3 separate regions of the Homo sapiens genome follow, and all the other regions are linked to region 3. Evidence: chromatin loops called from intact Hi-C (ENCODE). Cell type or tissue: natural killer cell. All regions are shown on one strand. Each heading gives the region's core, and the rest is flanking DNA. Links, peaks and the distances in the headings are about the cores only. Region 1 overlaps PIP4K2A (phosphatidylinositol-5-phosphate 4-kinase type 2 alpha). Region 2 overlaps PIP4K2A (phosphatidylinositol-5-phosphate 4-kinase type 2 alpha). Region 3 overlaps PIP4K2A (phosphatidylinositol-5-phosphate 4-kinase type 2 alpha).

The links. A loop is a pair of places that touch in the nucleus more often than their neighbours do. Peaks named below come from ENCODE experiments on the same cell type or tissue, not always from the same donor. Only the 100,000 strongest peaks of a DNase experiment are listed, where the experiment ranks them.
Region 1: a loop joins it to region 3, with 2.8 times the contacts of the local background. A loop is called at or near these places in 3 of 110 quality-filtered maps.
Region 2: it touches region 3 in a loop (2.6-fold over the local background); 2 of 110 quality-filtered maps call a loop at or near these places.

Annotation. Positions count from the first base shown.
Region 1 is chr10:22,643,154-22,648,969 of GRCh38, reverse strand. All of the region lies in intron 1 of PIP4K2A (phosphatidylinositol-5-phosphate 4-kinase type 2 alpha), which reads left to right. Among named protein-coding and RNA genes, the nearest start is that of PIP4K2A, 69 kb to the left of the region's middle. In natural killer cell, for the core only: no CTCF peak of the experiment used is centred there; DNase peaks (open chromatin) are centred at 1,619 and 2,489; H3K27ac peaks cover 5,000 bases.
Region 2 is chr10:22,627,195-22,633,010 of GRCh38, reverse strand. All of the region lies in intron 1 of PIP4K2A (phosphatidylinositol-5-phosphate 4-kinase type 2 alpha), which reads left to right. Among named protein-coding and RNA genes, the nearest start is that of PIP4K2A, 84 kb to the left of the region's middle. In natural killer cell, for the core only: no CTCF peak of the experiment used is centred there; DNase peaks (open chromatin) are centred at 822, 2,190 and 2,860; H3K4me3 peaks cover 866 bases; H3K27ac peaks cover 5,000 bases.
Region 3 is chr10:22,570,878-22,576,693 of GRCh38, reverse strand. PIP4K2A (phosphatidylinositol-5-phosphate 4-kinase type 2 alpha) reads left to right here. Exons shown (of 10, transcript NM_005028.5): 5 at 3,237-3,383. Among named protein-coding and RNA genes, the nearest start is that of LINC03027, 140 kb to the right of the region's middle. In natural killer cell, for the core only: CTCF peaks have their summits at 2,311 and 2,516 (motif pointing left); DNase peaks (open chromatin) are centred at 2,563 and 2,773; H3K27ac peaks cover 2,050 bases.

The sequences.
Region 1 (5,816 bases), core at 614-5,613, 72 kb before region 3:
AATTCTTGAAAGTATGATACTGATGTCCTAGAATGTGCTTTCTGCCCTCAAGCAAATGGCATGGCTTTGGGCTACGTTCTGATGATCACAAGTATCTCTGAATTGCTTTCTGTTTCAGGAATGTGTATCCTCTCTAGTATTCATTGGCCAAATTGATCTCTTAAAGACATTGTGGTCTGGCAAAGTTGCTTCTTGCTCATTAAGCTTGGGAGTATGTTTTAAATAGTTACATTCAATTGTTTCCTTGAAGCGTGTGAAGGAAATGTGCCTGTTTCAGACCACAAGAGCCAGGGAATTTTTTTAATGTCTGATTGTGGTTAATCAGTTTTCTGTTCTTCCTGGAGATAAACTGCATAAGAAAAGGTCACATGTTTCAGGGCTCCTCCTGCAAAATCAGAGATAGTATGAAATGACAGGAAGAGTGTTTTCCAGTCTGAGGAAAATACTTGGAAAAGGCAAAATATTCATTATCTGTAACAAGTGGTTAAAGATTTTCAAAGACATTCATAAAAATTGAAGAATAATAATGAAGTTGTCCCATGGAAGAAATATTCTTCAGATTACTTTTCCTCTTCTTTGATACTGTAATAACCAGAGGGCCATTTAATGTCAGCTAATAAAGGAGTCACAGAGTAACTACTAAGCAGACTTAAGGAATTAACTCTCCCCACACCGTCCTTAATTGAGTTTTTTGGTTGTCTGAATATTTTCTGTACATATTCTCACTCATTATTTGGTACTTTTTTTTTCTTTTTACTTAGCATATTTTAAGATACAACCTTTGCAGGAAAGAAGAGAGAAAACTGTATATTTAAACAGAGTGAATTTTGTGTTAACTCTGAAAGGACAGAGACTGGAAGGAAGATAAGTCAGGGCTTGAATATTCCAGGAAGGCTTTGAGGAGGAAGGAAATAAAGTCTGAACAGCCTTGAAGAATGGGTAGACGTAGGAAAGGATTCAGGAAGGTCTTTAGATAACAAAAGTAGAGATCCAGTGGCTGAGATGTTGTCGATGTTTTATTTTTATCTTCTAAATGCTTTTCTTGGAAGATCTTATTTCTTTTCACACATTGTTTTTCTTTTGTTTTTCCCAGCTCTCTGCTTCCAGGGCTAATGGTGAGTTTTCTGCCGTGTAAAATCCCAAAGGGTCGCTTGCATGTACTTGTTGCCAGTAGCCTGTTTTCATTGGGTCATTTACTGTGGTTTAATATGCCACTTCCCCAGTGGACCTGATGTGAAGAAAGTCCCCACAATCCTGTCTTCTGTGACCTTTCTGAGGCCTTTTCCTTGTTACTTGGAACAAAGATGTGATAGCTGATTGGGAGGAGAGTGTTTCATGTCATCTATCACACCAGTCACTTTGTTTTTCCATGTTGTTGAATGCAGATTGAGTTACTGTTGTGGCCTATGTTATTGTTGTCCATGTTGTGTAGATCTCATGACTCTCTGATGGTGTTTAAGATGGGATGCCTCTGCCATCAAATCCCAGGAGAGCCTGTTTTTCTCCACCTCGGTCCTTTCACTTTCTTATCTGCTTCCCTGCCTCCTCCTCTGGTCCCACAAGCCTTTCACAAAATAGTTAACATATTTGCTTTAAGACAGAGCTTGAAAACACACGCACACGCGCGTGCACACACACACACACATACACACACACACACAGTATTTAGAGACTAGATACTGAATTGTCTGATGAGACTTAGAATTTGATTCTCCTACCCTGTATCTTGCTACCAAAAATGGCACATGGGCACACATACACACTTTTAATAGGCAACTTAAAGCCCATGAAATAATGAGAGTAATAATAATAGTAGTTACGAAGCCTTGCATTTCCTATTCTGCTTTGGCCAGAGAGCAATAAAGCCTCATTTAAAAAGCAGCTTTCCATCTTTCTTTGAAAAAACTTTGTAGTAGAAGTAAACAATTCTGTTTGTTTCAGTGAGAGAAAACACCCATGGATCAGCCAGGTTGACAGCCTAGTCAGCTTGCATCCTGGTTTGTTTTTTTTTGTTTTGTTTTGTTTTGTTTTGTTTTTTGTTTTGTTTTGTCTTGAAGAGTTTTTGCTGAAGGAAGCATTAGAGTTCTACTTAATATGCATACAATAGAAAGTAGTAATTAAGGAAAAGGATATATCAGCCAACCTATCTTAAGAAGGATCTAACTAGATAAACTTTGTCTTTAAGACAGTCCTGACTCTCAGACTCCACAGGTGGGTGCAAACAACAGTGCTCCCCACTGGAGATCCTGGGGCCCACTTTGGCTTGCCTTCAGAAAGGGAAGACAAAGTGTCCCTCCCAAGTTACAAACGCAGGTTGTATACTGTGGCTTTTACTCTCTGATAACCAAATTAGCCTTCTAAACAACTATTCTCAGCAGAAGTAAGGGTGGTCTTGATTTTTGTGTTTTTTTTGCCATCCATACTAGTCTGCTTCCTGTCTTTTCAGAGAGCAAGGCTGTTTGTAAGAAAAATGTGTGAACTGAAAACCACCACTACCACCTATTAGATGAGTACAAGATAACCAGAAACCAAATACGAAATGAGCTGTCAGAGCTGTTGATAAGCTCTCTTGTGTGAAAGGAAAGAATAAAAATGCAGCAAAAGGCCATGAGAATTATTTTTAAAAGTAAGACTATAGACAAAAGTCCAAGGAAATCTTAATCTCCCTTTCTCTATTCCTCTTGTCTCATTCTCCAGCCAACTTTAGGGACAAGCAATGTCTTCATCGAGAGGCACATCACATCCCCAAAGGTGGGTTCTTGGTGACCAAAGTACCTGCCTACAGAAAGCAGAGAAGCCTGTTTTCTTCCTTGTGTCTGTAGGAAAGTTGTCTTTCAGATGTAGTCTTCTTTGTTCATCTGTTACTGTGCACTGCCAGGCTGACCCCTTTTCTCAGGCAGATTGATCATGAAATTAAAAATGGTTTACCTGAGTTAATTATATTATTAGGCTGGGCACAGTGGCGCACACCTATAATCCCAGCACTTTGGGACGCCAAGATCGGTGGATCTCTTGAGCCCAGGAGTTCCAGACCAGCCTGGGCAACATAGGGAGACCCCGTCTCTACAAAAAATAAAAAAATTAATACAAATAAATAAGTAGATTAGCTGGTGTGTTGGCTCGTACCTGTAGTCCCAGCTACTCAGGAGGCTGAGGTGGGAGGATCAACTGAGTCCAGGAGGTCCAGGCTGCAATGAGCCCTGAGCTGAGATCTCACCAGCTTGGAGTGTAGACCCTGTCTGAGTCCCTGAGTGAGACCCTGTCTCAGAAAAAAAAAAAAAAATTAAGTACTATCTTCATGTTTTTCAAGACATTTTCCACTTGTTACTTTAACAAAGTTTACAGTATTCTACTTGTTTTCATTCCTTCAAAACTAATCTTTTTCTTTCTTTTCTTTTCTTTTCTTTTTTTTTTTTTTTTAAAGAAATAGAATCTTTCTCTGTTACCCAGAACTGGAGCACAGTGGTGCAATCGTATCTCATTGCAACCTGAAACTCCCAGGCTCAAGTGATGCTTCCATCTCAGCCTCCCGAGTAGCTGGGACTACAGGTCCTGCCACCATGGCTGGCTAATTTTTAAAATGTTTTGTAGAGACAGGGTCTCACTATGTTGCTCAAGCTGGTCTGAAACTCCTGGGCTCAGGTAATCCCCTCACCTCAGCCTCCCAAAGTGCTGGGATTATGGGCGTGAGCCATCGTGGCTGGCCCTAATTCATTTTTAATAACTAACCAGACACACTAGTGGTGTTATACGTGAGCATTAATATTTTTTTGTCATCGTCACCCATTTAAAAAAATTGCGTTTTCAAAATGAGTTGCTTCAACCTAGTGTGGAGAATCAAAATTTTAAAAGATCAAAATTTTGGTATTTTAAAAGTCAATTCTGACCAATTATAGTGATTTGGTTCTACCTGATAGTTTAATATTTCTTTGCTCTTTTAGTAAGTCCCCAGCATAGGGGGAAGGGGGTAGGCAGTAAGTCTTAGAAAACTGTCTTGCGAATTTACTGACTCTTATGGATTGGGAATTTCTAGGAGTATCTGGAAATTAACCGAAGCAGTTCTTTTTCTTCTCCAGTTAGGGCAAGTTGCCATGAAACAAATAATGGTGACTTGGTTGGTTCATTTAGTTCATTTATTTATTGAATATTTATGGCCTGTCCACTAATTACCTGGCACAAGTGTAGGTCCTAGAAGATACACACTAGGGAAAAAATAGACACACAGACTAGATCCCTACTGTCCTGTCTTACATTCTAGGAGGCGGAGAGAAAATGTTAAAAATGAACAAAGTAAGTTGTCAGGTCAGGTGCTACCAAGTGCTAGGGAAGGAGATTAGAGTGGTGGGTGCCATCTGGATAGGGTGGTGAGGGGAGCCCCATCTGCTAAGGTGGCATTTGAGAGGAGACTTGAGGTGAGAGACTGGGAAGTGAGGTGGGGACCGAAGCCTGACGGACTAGCCATGGGCAAACCAGGCAGGAGTTTAGCCAAGGTGAGGACTTGTAGAGGAGTTGGGCAGGGATGTGAAATAATTAGCTTGATGTTCTGCATAGGATGCCCTGGGCTGCAAGGTGTGGAACTGATAAGCCAAGACCTCCCAGGAGGCTTTGCCGCCATCTGCAGAATCATGCTGATGGCTTTGAAGAGAGAGGCAGTGGTGGAGAGAAGTGGCTGATTTGGGGCATGTTTTGAATAAAGAGCCCACAGATTTGCTGAAGACTTGACTGCAGGGTGAGAGGGGAGTCAGAGTCAACTCCGGGAGTTTGGGCCCAAGCTACTCTGTGCATGGAGGTGCTACTCTGTGCGTGGAGGTCCCACTGGCTGAGAGAGGGAGGGGTGAGCAGGAGCTGGTTGCAGGCCAGGGGAGAACAGGACTTCATATTTACGTGTTGTTTAGTTTTGGGGATGCTTGTTAGAGATCCAGCTGGGGATGGTGATTAGCAGGAGTTTAGAATTCAGTGGAGAGATTAGGGCTAGAAATGTTTTAAAAACTGAGAGCCATTGCACTGCAGATGGTGGGGCAGGCTGGGTTCTGGAGGATGATAAACCCTCCAAGGGAAGGGGAAGTGGCCAGGAGCCTTCCAAGAGGCAGAGGCGTGGTGTAATGTGATGGTAGGTGCTTCAGAGGGGATGACCGCTTCAGGGAGGAGGAGGGAATGGGGGTGTGGGATTGGTCAGGAGGAGCACAAGGCACCTACCCCATCTTCTGGTTCTGTGGTTCCTGCGCAGAAGAAAAAAATACTTGAGGGGGGCTGCAAGGGAAGTGTGGTCCTTGGGGACAATCAGAATTTGGCTGGCATGAAAAGATAAAGGTTCAGCGTTAGGTTAATTTTTGCTGATGAGAAATTATGACTCTTGGAGAGCCCCATGGAGGGATTTGGGGGCCTGGGATGGCAAAGGTTCAGGTCAACTGGGTCAGGTTAGGCAATCTTTGGAGGGGAATGGAGCGAGCTGGTGGCTAGAATTCTTGTAACATCTGAATTAAACAGGGATGGAAGGCCTGGTGGGATTAATCTGCCTTCCTAAGACAGATCTAAGGGTGAGCAAACTTTTTCTGCAAAAAGACAGTAAGTATTTTAGGCACTGTATTTAGGCCATACAGTTTCTGTCAGTGACTCAAACTTCTATCATAGCACGAACACAGCCATAGATAACACAAATCAATGGGCCTGGCTCTGTTCCAATAAAACGTTATTGACAAAAGCAGCCAGCGGCCAGATTTGCCCATAGGATGTAGTCTGGCAAACTGTAGACAAGGGAGTTAGTAATTGGTGAGAGAGGGATGAGGAGATGGGTGGGAAGAAGGGGCCCGAGACTT
Region 2 (5,816 bases), core at 265-5,264, 56 kb before region 3:
TATACTAAGCCTTAAATAAAAGTTAGCCTTAGTGATGTATTGTTATGGGCCATTTTTTGAAATGATGAATGTTGAGGATGAAAAGGGGCCATACAAATAGAAAACCAAAGAATATAAAACAAAATATGAAACTCAACCGCTTCCTACAAGTAAGATATTTTTTTCTTTTGATTGGAAATTATCCATCAAATTTGATAATGTAAGAGAGTCAAGAATATATTATGTCCTATTTCCCCCTACCTTTTTTCCCCATAATTTTTATTTCAAAATAAGCTCTAGAGATTCTTAGCTGGTTCAGCAGGTCATGGAGTAAAATTAAAAAATAACAATGAAGGGGCACTGAGCTAGGTGCCAGGGATATGAGTGTGCCTGGTGGCCTACACCGGAGGTCATGCTTCTTGCACATGGAATAGAGCAGATGACATTGCTTATCCCAGTGGGGTGTGAGAGAAATACTCCAATTAATTGTATGTAAGGTGCATTTTGTGGCATAAAAATGACAAATCCAGCTAACACCAACTTGTCAACTTTAGTAAGGATGGTGCAGATTATTAGGGAGAAAAACAATGTTGTACATACTATACTAAAAATACCATTTTAATGTTTGTTTTTATTTTCATTTTGAAACAATTTCAGACATAAAAATGTAGCAAAAATAATACAAAGAACTCCCATATGGCCTTCACCCAGATGCTAACATCTTATATAACAAATAGTACAGTTATGAATATGAGGAAACTAACACTGATACAAGATGACTGCGTAATAATAGAAAGCTCTTATTTACATTTCCGCACTCATTCCACTTTTGTTTTCTTTCTTGTCCAGGATCACCTGATGCATTTGGTTGTCATGTCTCTTAGTCTCCTTTAATCTGGACTATTTCCTGTCTTTGTCTATCATGACCTTTACACTTTTCATGAAGACTGGTTATTTTGTAGAATGGCTCTCACCGAGAGCTTGCTTCCTAATGATTACATTCATTATGCAGTTTTCACGAGAATACCAGAGCGTTAGTGTTGTGTCCATCTCAGCGCACGTATCAGAAGGCGCGTGATGTCCACTGATCTCATCACTGAAGCTGTTGACTCTGGTCAGTTGGTTACGGTGATGTCAGTGTCAGCTCTCTCCACTGTTAAGTCACTGTTGTTTCCCTTTGTTCTTAAGTATGTTGTGGGAGATACTTAGAGATTGTGTAAATATCCTGTTTCTCAGCATACTTTTGCTCAAAAAAATTGAACATTTATTGCTGATTCTTAATGTGTAACAGTTATTACTGTGGTATTTGCAAATTGCTGATTTTTTAATTTTCATTATTCCTTCTACATAGTTGAAATTGTACTGTAAGGAAGAGTTTCCTCTTCTTCCATAGAACGTGAAATCATAGATTCTTATTCTATGGCTACTGTATTAGTCTGCTTAGACCCACCACCAAAATGCCATCAGTTGGACGGCTTAAATAACAGATACTTATTATCTCCCAGTTCTGGAAGCTGGAAAGTTCAAGATCAGGGTTCTGACAGGGTTCGGTTTCTGGTGAGGGGTCTCTTTCTGGCCTGCAGATGACCACCTTCTGCCCCTGTCCTCACATGGTGGGCCTGGGCTGGGGATGGGGGCATTGAGCTCTTTGGTGTCTGTACTTAAAAGGACATTAATTCCATCAGATCAGGGCCCACCCTGATGAACTCATTTAGCCTTAAATACCTCCTAAGGGCCCCATCTCCAAACAAAGTCACACTCGAGGTTAGGGTTGCATTGTAGGAATTTGGGGGAGACAAAAACATTGAGCCCATGACAGTTACAGTCTGTTATTATCACTATTTACAAAAAGGTTATTAAAAAATATTTGGAAGAGGGATTATTGCTAAAGCAAAGAAACTCTGTATTGACCATCAATACAAAGTAAAACTGAACGTCGTATCCTGTGGTGTGTTAGTATACCGTGTGTGGCCTGTTGTGCTGCTTTCTGGGCAGGGTGCATGACTTGGCTCCTGATCGCGAGAAGCTGTCATTTTAGTTCCTACCTACTCTCTTGTCCCTGTTGCCATGTTCCTGTCCATTAGTATTTAGTCTTGTAAGAAGAATAAGAGAATTGATGTGTCAAACCTTGCCTGAGTCTGCTGGCTTAATTGGGTGGATGATGATGGAAGGTGAGAGGACCCAGAACCCAAGTATGTTGTAGTAATTGATAGATGGTGAGTCATCCCTGCAATTTGCATATCCTGTCCCAGCTTTAGAGGACTGTTGGGGATTTTGAAACCAAAACTTAACAGAATATGAATTCTGCTGTTGCTCAAGTTTTTGAGTTTGTTACCCTTTGTGGCTCATTCTGAAGTTTTGCTGATAATCATATATTTGCTAATGTCTAAAAACAGAACGGTTGGGTCACTGCTGTAAGGCAGATAAATACAGCAGTTCTAGAACCTGCTGACTTGGTGGATTCACATCTACAAGGGAAAGCAGTTTTCGTTGTAAAAATCCCCATTTCATGTATAAGAAAGATGATTCCTATCTAGTCATGTTTTTAACAGTCATCTAGTAATTCTGTATTTTAACATCTAAGTAGCTACTTATATTCTGAATAGCTACAAAGCAGAGCACTTGAAACAATCTTTAAAACATAGGGCTAGAGGAAAAAATATAAACCACATGATTAAACTGTTATGGTGATCATCAGGGACAGTGTAAATCATTATGGAAATTAGGTGGAGGAAATGGCATTGTATCATTACCAGCTTCATATCAAACAAAAAGGCTGTTTGATATGAAACCCCAGCCCTCCAAATAACTGGGACCACAAGTGCATGCCACCATACCTGGCTTTTTTTTTTTTTTTGTAGTCATGAAGTCGCCCTGTGTTTCACAGGCTGGTGTTAAAACTCCTGACCTTAAGCGTCTTCCCTCCTTGGCCTTCCCAACATGCTGGGATTACAAGCATGAGCTACTGCGCCTGGCCTTGGGTGTGCTTTTGGAGTCAGATGGAAACTTCTTGAGAAATACAGAGAGCATCTTGTAGCTAGTCCAGTCAACCAAAGACATTTTTGGAGAACATCTAATACCGCTTCCTTTTGTCATCTAGTGAAAGTAAAATATCTTTTTTTCTTAATCCTGTTTTGAAGACATCTTATAGAAAGGAGGGCTCCCCTGCTCACTCCTTCTTTAGAATTGAACACTTTTATTATCACATGTATCATGTATCTACATGTGCTAATAAAAACAAAAACTACAGCAAAGACTGGGTTGTCTTTGGTTGGAATAGGAAATATATTTCCTCTAGAGTGTTAAAAAGGGTAAGAGAAAACTAGTGAAACTGATTTAGCTAATTTAGTCAACAAGTTAGGAAAATGACATTTCCTAAAGTTCTGATGGGGTTAGCTCTACCTCCTCAGTGGAAATAGTAAACCACCTGGAATTTTACTTTTAGTATATGTCATTATTTGTATTTTAAATTTATCTTCAGTGTTGTTTATATATTACTTTAAAGTCACTCTTGATTTTTTTAATTATAATACAGAACTTTGTTTTCTTTTAAAAGGACAACTTATTTTATAGTTAGCATAGATTGCTTTCCTCGAAATAAAAATTGTCATTCCATTCTAGCATCCTCTGCCAATTGCAGTATGACTCGAGGTATGACTGCAGTTGTCTTAGAATCATAGGTCTAGTGAGTGCTTTAGGCTTCCACATTTTTGAAAAGAATGCAAGTATGGTGGACCTTTAACCACATAAAAGTAAAATATTAAATGAAGCATGCTTTTAATAGCCATCCTGTCATTTTTAAGGTTTCAATAGTGTATGTTTAGAGGCAGTGAATTTAAAAGTGTTTGTATATTAAAGCTTAATAATCCTTAAGCATTATTAAGTTTCTGGTAAATTGTTCTGTTTGATGGGCTGTCAACAAATCATGTGGAAATAAGAGAGAAAATTGTTGTTTTGGATTTTTTTAGCAAGGAGAGTTATGTAAACCAAAAACAAAATTCTGAGGTCCCCAAACCATCTGAACGGACCCCTCCTGTAGGCCAAGGGTGTTCCAAAGTTAACCTGAAAAACGTGTTCAGGCCATGATGGAAGAGGGGGTTGGACATGCCTCATTCTACCATTTTCCCTTTTGGAATTCAGGAGAAGCCAACCAGCATTAACCTCAACACAGATCTTAAGTCTGATAAGAAGCATTTACAGTCTGTTCTTTCTGAAGCTTGCTACCTGAAGGCTTCATCTGCATGATATACCCTTGGTTTCCAAAACCCCTTATCCTAACTCAGACATTGCTTTCTATAGAATAACTCTTTGAACCAGTTGCCAATCAGAAAATTTTTCAATCTACCTATGACCTGGAAGGCCTGCCTTCCCCTGCTTCAAGATGTCCTAACCAATGTGAATCTTACGTGTATCTGATATCTCATGTCTCCCTAAAATGTGTGAAACTAGGCTCTGCCCCAGCCTCCTTGGGCACATGTTCTTAAGATTTCCTGAAGGCTCTGTCATGAGCCGTTGGTCACTCATATTTGGCTCACAATAAACCTCTTCACATTACAGAGTTTGACTCTTCGTTGACGTTACTGTTTCCTGAGTATACAGCAACAATTTAAAGCATTTAGGGTACAATTTTTTCTGTGATTTTTGAGACTTTTTCTAACGATCAAGATTCATACTATAAAAAGGACTTAAATAATGGATATGAACATTTATAAGTTTGAGATGCTGTGCACATTTACAAAAACAAACAACTTCTTCAAAAATTGCTTGGCTGGTGGAATTAGTCTGTGGAGAATATTTTATTGAATTTATTTTATGCCAGTAAAATAATCTTTTAGTAAGTCATCTTGTGTTTAATCAGTCTAAACTTTGGTAACTTGGTAAACAGAAACTTAATCATTGGCATTGTAGCTTTTGGGTTTCTGAGAGATCATTATGAATATCAGGATTTTTCTTTGCTAGATATAATAGTAAAATCACTTTAAAAGTTTATAACCCAGGGAATGAGTTTAAAATTTGGTCAACAACTGTTTCTTGTAGTTGGTTCCTGGGATGTACCAAGTGTGCAAAAATGAATAGATCTAGTCCCCACCCTTAAGGTAGCTGTAATATTGTAGGGAATAATGACAACCATAGGCCAACTTTTCTCTCATTAGGAAAAATTGTGTTTTATCCTGTTGTGACAGCTAATGCTTATATTCTTACATTCTCCCTAGACTGTCTTTACATAAGAAATTACTAGAGTCCTCAAATAAAGAATATCATGGGGATTCTTAAATTTGACAGTAAAAGACCTTGCACACAGGCAAAGCCCTTGCATGGTGAGGTGGCAGCAATGAAAGCACAATGTGTCATGTATCCCAGCAGGTTTGTACAAAGCCACAGCCAGTGGCTTTCCTTATCTTTTTTTTTTTTTTTTTTTTTTTTTTTTTTTTTTTTTTTTATTACATATTAGCTTTTGGTTAAACAAATGCAGGTCTATTTTCAGTATTTCTTTCACATTCTTGATGAGCAGGGAAAGGCAATGTATTAGAGTTTATGTAAAAGAGATATTTGTGAGAAAATATTAAAGAAACTAATACGCTATTTAAGATCTGTATTATTCACCTAATAACCTTTGAGAGATCACTTAGGGCAATCTATGCTGTTCCTAGGAATATGTGTGTGATGCTGGGTGGTTTGGTGGGAGAGACTGTGAGAGTTAAATACTCACAGTCTGCATTTTATCTTGATGAAAACTGTTAGCCTCAAATGATTCAGAAGAATTTTTAGAGGTTTCCAGGTTTAAAATGTAGTGAGAACTGCCTGGATTAAATCTGGGTAGATTGCATGCTTGATTC
Region 3 (5,816 bases), core at 435-5,434:
CACCAGGCTTTGTTCTAAAAACTTTATAACTAACTCATTTAATCGTTAAGTACTATTATTACCTCCCAGTTTCCAAATGCAGACCAAGAGGTTGAATAACTGTCCCAAGGTCACACAGGTAATGAACACGGAGCTGGACCGGGAGGGCTCTTAGCTGTGTAAGGTGGCTGAGGCTCGTGAGACCCCGGCTAAAGCTGTAGCTGTAAATCTACAGTCTCCCTGGTTCAGGGCTGACCTCCAGCAGCTGGTGTGTGTAGGAATCCTTGGAGTTAACACCCGCTGGTGTTACGAGTTTGTGCTCAGCATTCTCTGGGTCAACTGGGAGAATCCACCAGGATTCTCATTCAGGTCTCTTTGTGTCAACATCTGCCTACAACAGCGCATCGTGCTAGAGAACAGAGGTTCCTAGCCCAGGCATTCACAGACCCAGTTAAATGTTCCTCCACTGAAATGCAGCAGTGTGCCCTTTTCCCAGTGCTTCCCCCCAGAAATTCAGTTAATAGGTATAATTTTCTCTACTGCAAAATTTTAACCCATTAATGCTTTCTAAACCTTTGATATCACCTGCAGCTTGGCAGTACTCGAATCTAATAGATAAACTTTGGTATGACTTGTGGGTTTGTACATGTTTATATCCTCAGGAGTTTTAGGTATTCATCAAGGAGCCCCATAAGTGAGCCATACGTTTGAGAACAACTGTGTGTAGACTTGCTGATAAAGTAGACAGACTTTTTTTTTCTTTTTTGTTTTTTTTTTGAGATGGCGTCTTGCTCTGTCACCTAGGCTGGAGTACAGTGGCACGATCTCGGCTCACTGAAACCTCCGCCTCCTGGGTTCAAGTAGTTCTTCTGCCTCAGCCTCCCGAGTAGCTGGGATTACGGGTGTGCACCACCACACCCAGCTAATTGTTGTATTTTTAGTAGAGATGGGGTATCACCATCTTGGCCAGGCTGATCTTGGACTCCTGACCTCGTGATCCACCTGCCTTGGCCTCCAAAAGTGCTGGGATTACAGGCGTGAGCCACCGCGCCTGGCAAAGTAGACAGATTTGATCTGTCTCTTTTCAGTGTAATAATTTAGCTAATGTTTAAGGTAGGGGAGGTATAGAATGTAATCTGTATGGGTGTTTTTTCCTAAGGGGGGACAACTAGTCAATGATTTGCTGTATAATATTCAAAAGATTTCTTGACCATATTTGTAGCATGAATAATGGTTCTTTGTCGCTGTGAGACATAGCTTTCTGTGGCTCTGCACAGCAACTTGAATCAGAGAGGAATGGCGGGATTCTGTAAAGGTAGTTCGTGATGGGAGCTCAGTGAGGGGTTGAGCAGCAAAACCAAAATCGGTGTGTCCCCTGGGGCAGGGACTGTGTCTTGTGGGCCTCAAAAATAACTGCCTCGGAGCAGACCCCACTCAGTACATGTCTGTATGTCAGTTGGGAGCACAAAACAGGTGTAACATTAAAATTTCTTAACAGAGTTTTGAATGAAAATAATCATTATCATCTTCAGTATAGTATAGTACACAGCACCGTGTGAAGTATTTTGACATACTCTTACCTGTAACCCTCAAAACAACCTTCAAGGTAGGAATTAGGCTCTTTTTCTGGAAAATGAAGCTAAACTGTGGAGTGATTTGGTAACTTGCCCAAGATCTCACAGCTCGTAAATGGAGGCGCCAGGACACACACACACACCTTTCTGGCTCGCAAACCTACGTTCTCTCTACTGCACGTGGAGACTAGACTTCCTCAGTCTCCATGTTTGAAGGCCCATCCAACCACCTTTCTACAGAGGCCAAGAACCCCTTTTCATTTCTCTAGATCAGATGTGAGAAATTTTCTTTTCACCCAGTGGCTATTTACTGCCTGTTTTGCATTAGCAAAACTCAATTTATTATATTTTGAAAGGAAATAGAAAATGTTTCACTCATCTAATTTCAAATAACAAGGTGAAACTCTACTCAGGAATTACATGAGATTAAAATTTATAGCTCAGTTATTGTCAATAAGAAAAAAGAAAGGGAAGAGGCATCTTTAAAACTTGCCAAAACTCTAGATGGCAAAAATCAGAATCAAGTACCAATGCTGTTTATCTTTAATGATCAAAACCAAAGACTTTTTCATTCTTAAGGTGGTTAAATATTATCAGAATTGATTATTAACAGTATTTACAACTAAGAAGTTTGAAAGGACATTTTAATTACTTTTGTATTTTTTATAAAATGCTCATTGTAAAAAAAAAAAAAAACAGAAAATGAAAAATTCAAGCAGTATAGTAGAAAAGGATCAGAATTCCCTCCAATTGCATCATTAGCATCTCTGAATATGCCCAACATGTATGGTGTTTACAGTAATGGAATCTCACCATTTATGCTGTTTATTATCCTGGAGATTGCACACGTGTCAGTGGACATAGAGCTTTTTTGAAATATTACTTCCCCATGATTTTAAAGGAAGGAAAACCTAAGCTTCCTTTGGGAAGTGCAGAGGGACCCGTTTTATGAAAATCTGCTCTCAGGGAGAAGTGGCTCCATCTTGTGGCCCTCTGGAGTTTGGTCATGAAAAACAGCCAAGGTCGTGTTGTGTTTTTTTTGCAACTCTCCTCGGAAATGGTGTCAACCCTGGGCTTGTCCAGTTAACTTGGTGGAAACCAGCAGGGACAAGGCAGTCCCCATCTGCCGGCAGAGCAGGAGCGAGGGTGCTATGGTCACAGGGGTTGCCCCCTTCTCCCCTGCTCTCTTGAGAAGCTTAGCTCTGCCCTCCCAGCTTCTAACACTGGGCTCCCCACAATTTCCTCTTTCATCTCGACTTCAACACTGTTAGAGAAGCTATTTTAGCAGCCAGGTTGCTCTGCCTCAGCCTTGTAGTCAGGGCTTTGGGGGTAGAAGACAGAGGCGCTAGGTGGAGTGTAATATCCCTTAAAAGGAATTTGAGAAAGATAGTCACATGTCCTCTTGCCTTACACGATCATATCCAAGGTTTGACCATACAAATTCCATTTGGAATGTTGGAAAAAAATCTGTTTGGAGATAAAATTGAATTTTCTTTTCTGTGTAGAGATGGTGAACACAGATGTGATTGGTAAGCAGTACAAATGTGGTCATTTTCTGTAAATAAGACCCTAATGGCTGGAGGTTTTCACTTTGTATGAACACCATAGGCGTATGTATTTTACATCTAAGGAAGCAATCTTTTGATTGGATGTTTTTTTCCTTTTTCTTTCTCTCCTATGCAGTACATAGTGGAATGTCATGGGATCACCCTTCTTCCCCAGTTCTTGGGCATGTACCGGCTTAATGTTGATGGAGTTGAAATATATGTGATAGTTACAAGAAATGTATTCAGCCACCGTTTGTCTGTGTATAGGAAATACGACTTAAAGGTGAGACTGATTTTATGAATTTTTGTAAAGTAACTCAAGCTTACTCTTCTACATTGTAAATGTTGTCATTGATCATCAGAAATGCTTAGGAGCCGCTCAGCACTTAAAGCTACCAGACAAGTAGCAGTGTATTCCTTCCTGTGAGGCAATAAGTGCTTGCTGGCCTCACCAAAAAACACTGGCACATGTTAGAGATATCACATCTACTTAAATATTCAGCCAACTGCATACCAGGCACTGTTCTAGATGCTGGAAGTGATGGGATGAACAAACCAAACCTGCACTCGGGGAGCTGACATTCTGGTGGGTAAAGACAGGCAGTAAGTAAAAGTGATAAGTTAGTCATAGAGCATACCCAGAAGTGGTAAGTGCTATAGACAGAATTAAAGAGGGGGAGGGTTTTAAATAGTCCTGTCAGGGAAGGTTCCCCTGAGAAAGATGACATTGGAGCAGACTTGAAGGAGATGAGGAAATGAGCTGAGGAAGAATATTGCTGGCAGAGGGAACTGTAAGTACAGAGACCATTTCAAAGGCTTGGAGATAAAGGGGGGCCCCTGGAAATTCTGAGAGTGGAGTGACATAATCTGGCTTCTGGTATCACCAATTCAGGGGAGAATGTTCAAGTTAGGGGTTGGAAAACTATGACTTTCCTGAATTCCAAATCCTACTTGAGGGACTTTTTTTTCTTTTCTTTTCTTTTTTTTTTGAGAAAGAGTCTTCCTCTGTTGCTCAGTCTGGAGCGCAGTGGCTCAATCTTGGCTCATGGCAACCTCTGCCCCACTGGCTCAAGCAGTCCTCCCACGTAGCTGGGACCACAGGCACGCACCACCATGCTCAGCTAATTTTTTGTATTTTTTGGTGGAGACAGGATTTCACCATGTTGCCCAGGCTGATCTTGAACTCCTGAGCTCAAGCAATCCACCCACCTTGGCCTTCCAAAGTGCTGGGATTATAGGCATGAACCACCGCGGCTGGCTGGGCCAATTTTATAAATACATTTTTATTGGAATACCACGATGCCCCTTGTTTCTGTATTGTCTGTTACTGCTTTTGCACTGTAATGGCAGAGTTTGGTAGTTACCGCAGAGACCATTTGGGACCACAAAGCCTAAAACGTTTACCCACTGACTGTTTGCAGAAAAGTTTGCCAAACTCTGGTCTCTGACATTTGGTTCTCAAGTTTTTTGGTCTCAACGCTTTCACGCTCTTACAAGAGGACACTCGAAAGCTTTTGCAGATGTGAGTTGTGTCTGTGGATATTTACAGTATTAAAAATTAATATAAGAAATATTAGAATATGTAGTTTCTTTAAAAATGAGAAAAACATTACATGTTAACATTTTTATGAAAAATAACTATTTTCCAAAAGCAAAAACATGAATGAGACAAGTAGCATTGTTTTACATTTTTGCAAATCTCCGTAATGTCTTGACTTAATGTGAGATAGTTGGAATGTCCTGTCTGATTCCGCTGTCAGTCTGTGTGGTGTTATGCCGCTGAAGTATGTGAAGAAAATCTGAACTCACACAATAATGAAGTTTGGAAAGTTGTTAAAGCATGTTTTAACAACTTTTTTGGATAATTGTAGATATTCTTCTTTGATACTACACCAAAGCTTGACAAGAGGTAATTTCTCAAAGCTTAGTTACATTATGAAATCTGAAATCATATCAATGAACTTTTTGTACTCTTCATCGAAATCCATTGATTGGTTTGCATGCATTGTTTGAATGTGTGATTTTGCCAAGGCATGCACTTGCCATTTGGAACACATTGGTTCACTGAGTTATTTGACTCTTCCAAATATTGACACATTTCATTATACAGTATCAAAAAGTCATAACAGTGTTACCACCAATGTCATCAGAAAAGTCTTTTACATATTGGGAAGCGGTCAGGCCCAGGATGGTGGATATAAGTTTTTTAAAAATCAGTTTTTTACTTGGAATCTCAAATTTTATCACTGGCCACAAGCCCTGTCAGTTGTTTTCTGTGAAATGACCACATGTAGCAAGCACCCCAGCATACAGGGGAGCCTAGCAGCTTCATTCATTTTGTAGCAAACATCAGTCACATGCCCAGATCTAAATAAACATAGACTGTCAGTTGTTCTTTCAAGTAAAAGTGTTGTTTCATGAAAAAGATGGCCAGTTCAACTCATAACTCAAACCGTCACGAAAACAGTTCTTAAGAAATCATTCCTTCTTTATAAACAGAAGTGCTTTATGTATATTTCCTGCACAGAATATTGAAAAGACGTGTACTCCTGGGTCTAGATTTGATACATTTAATGTTATGCTTTCATGTGTTTACTAGATGCCTACTTGTATGACACACCATCTTAGCCAGAAGTTCAGCAACTCGTACACAGCTCACAAGTCACAAAAACCAGGATGTGTGGCTTCAGAGGTTTCTGAAATGACGCTGGGTTTC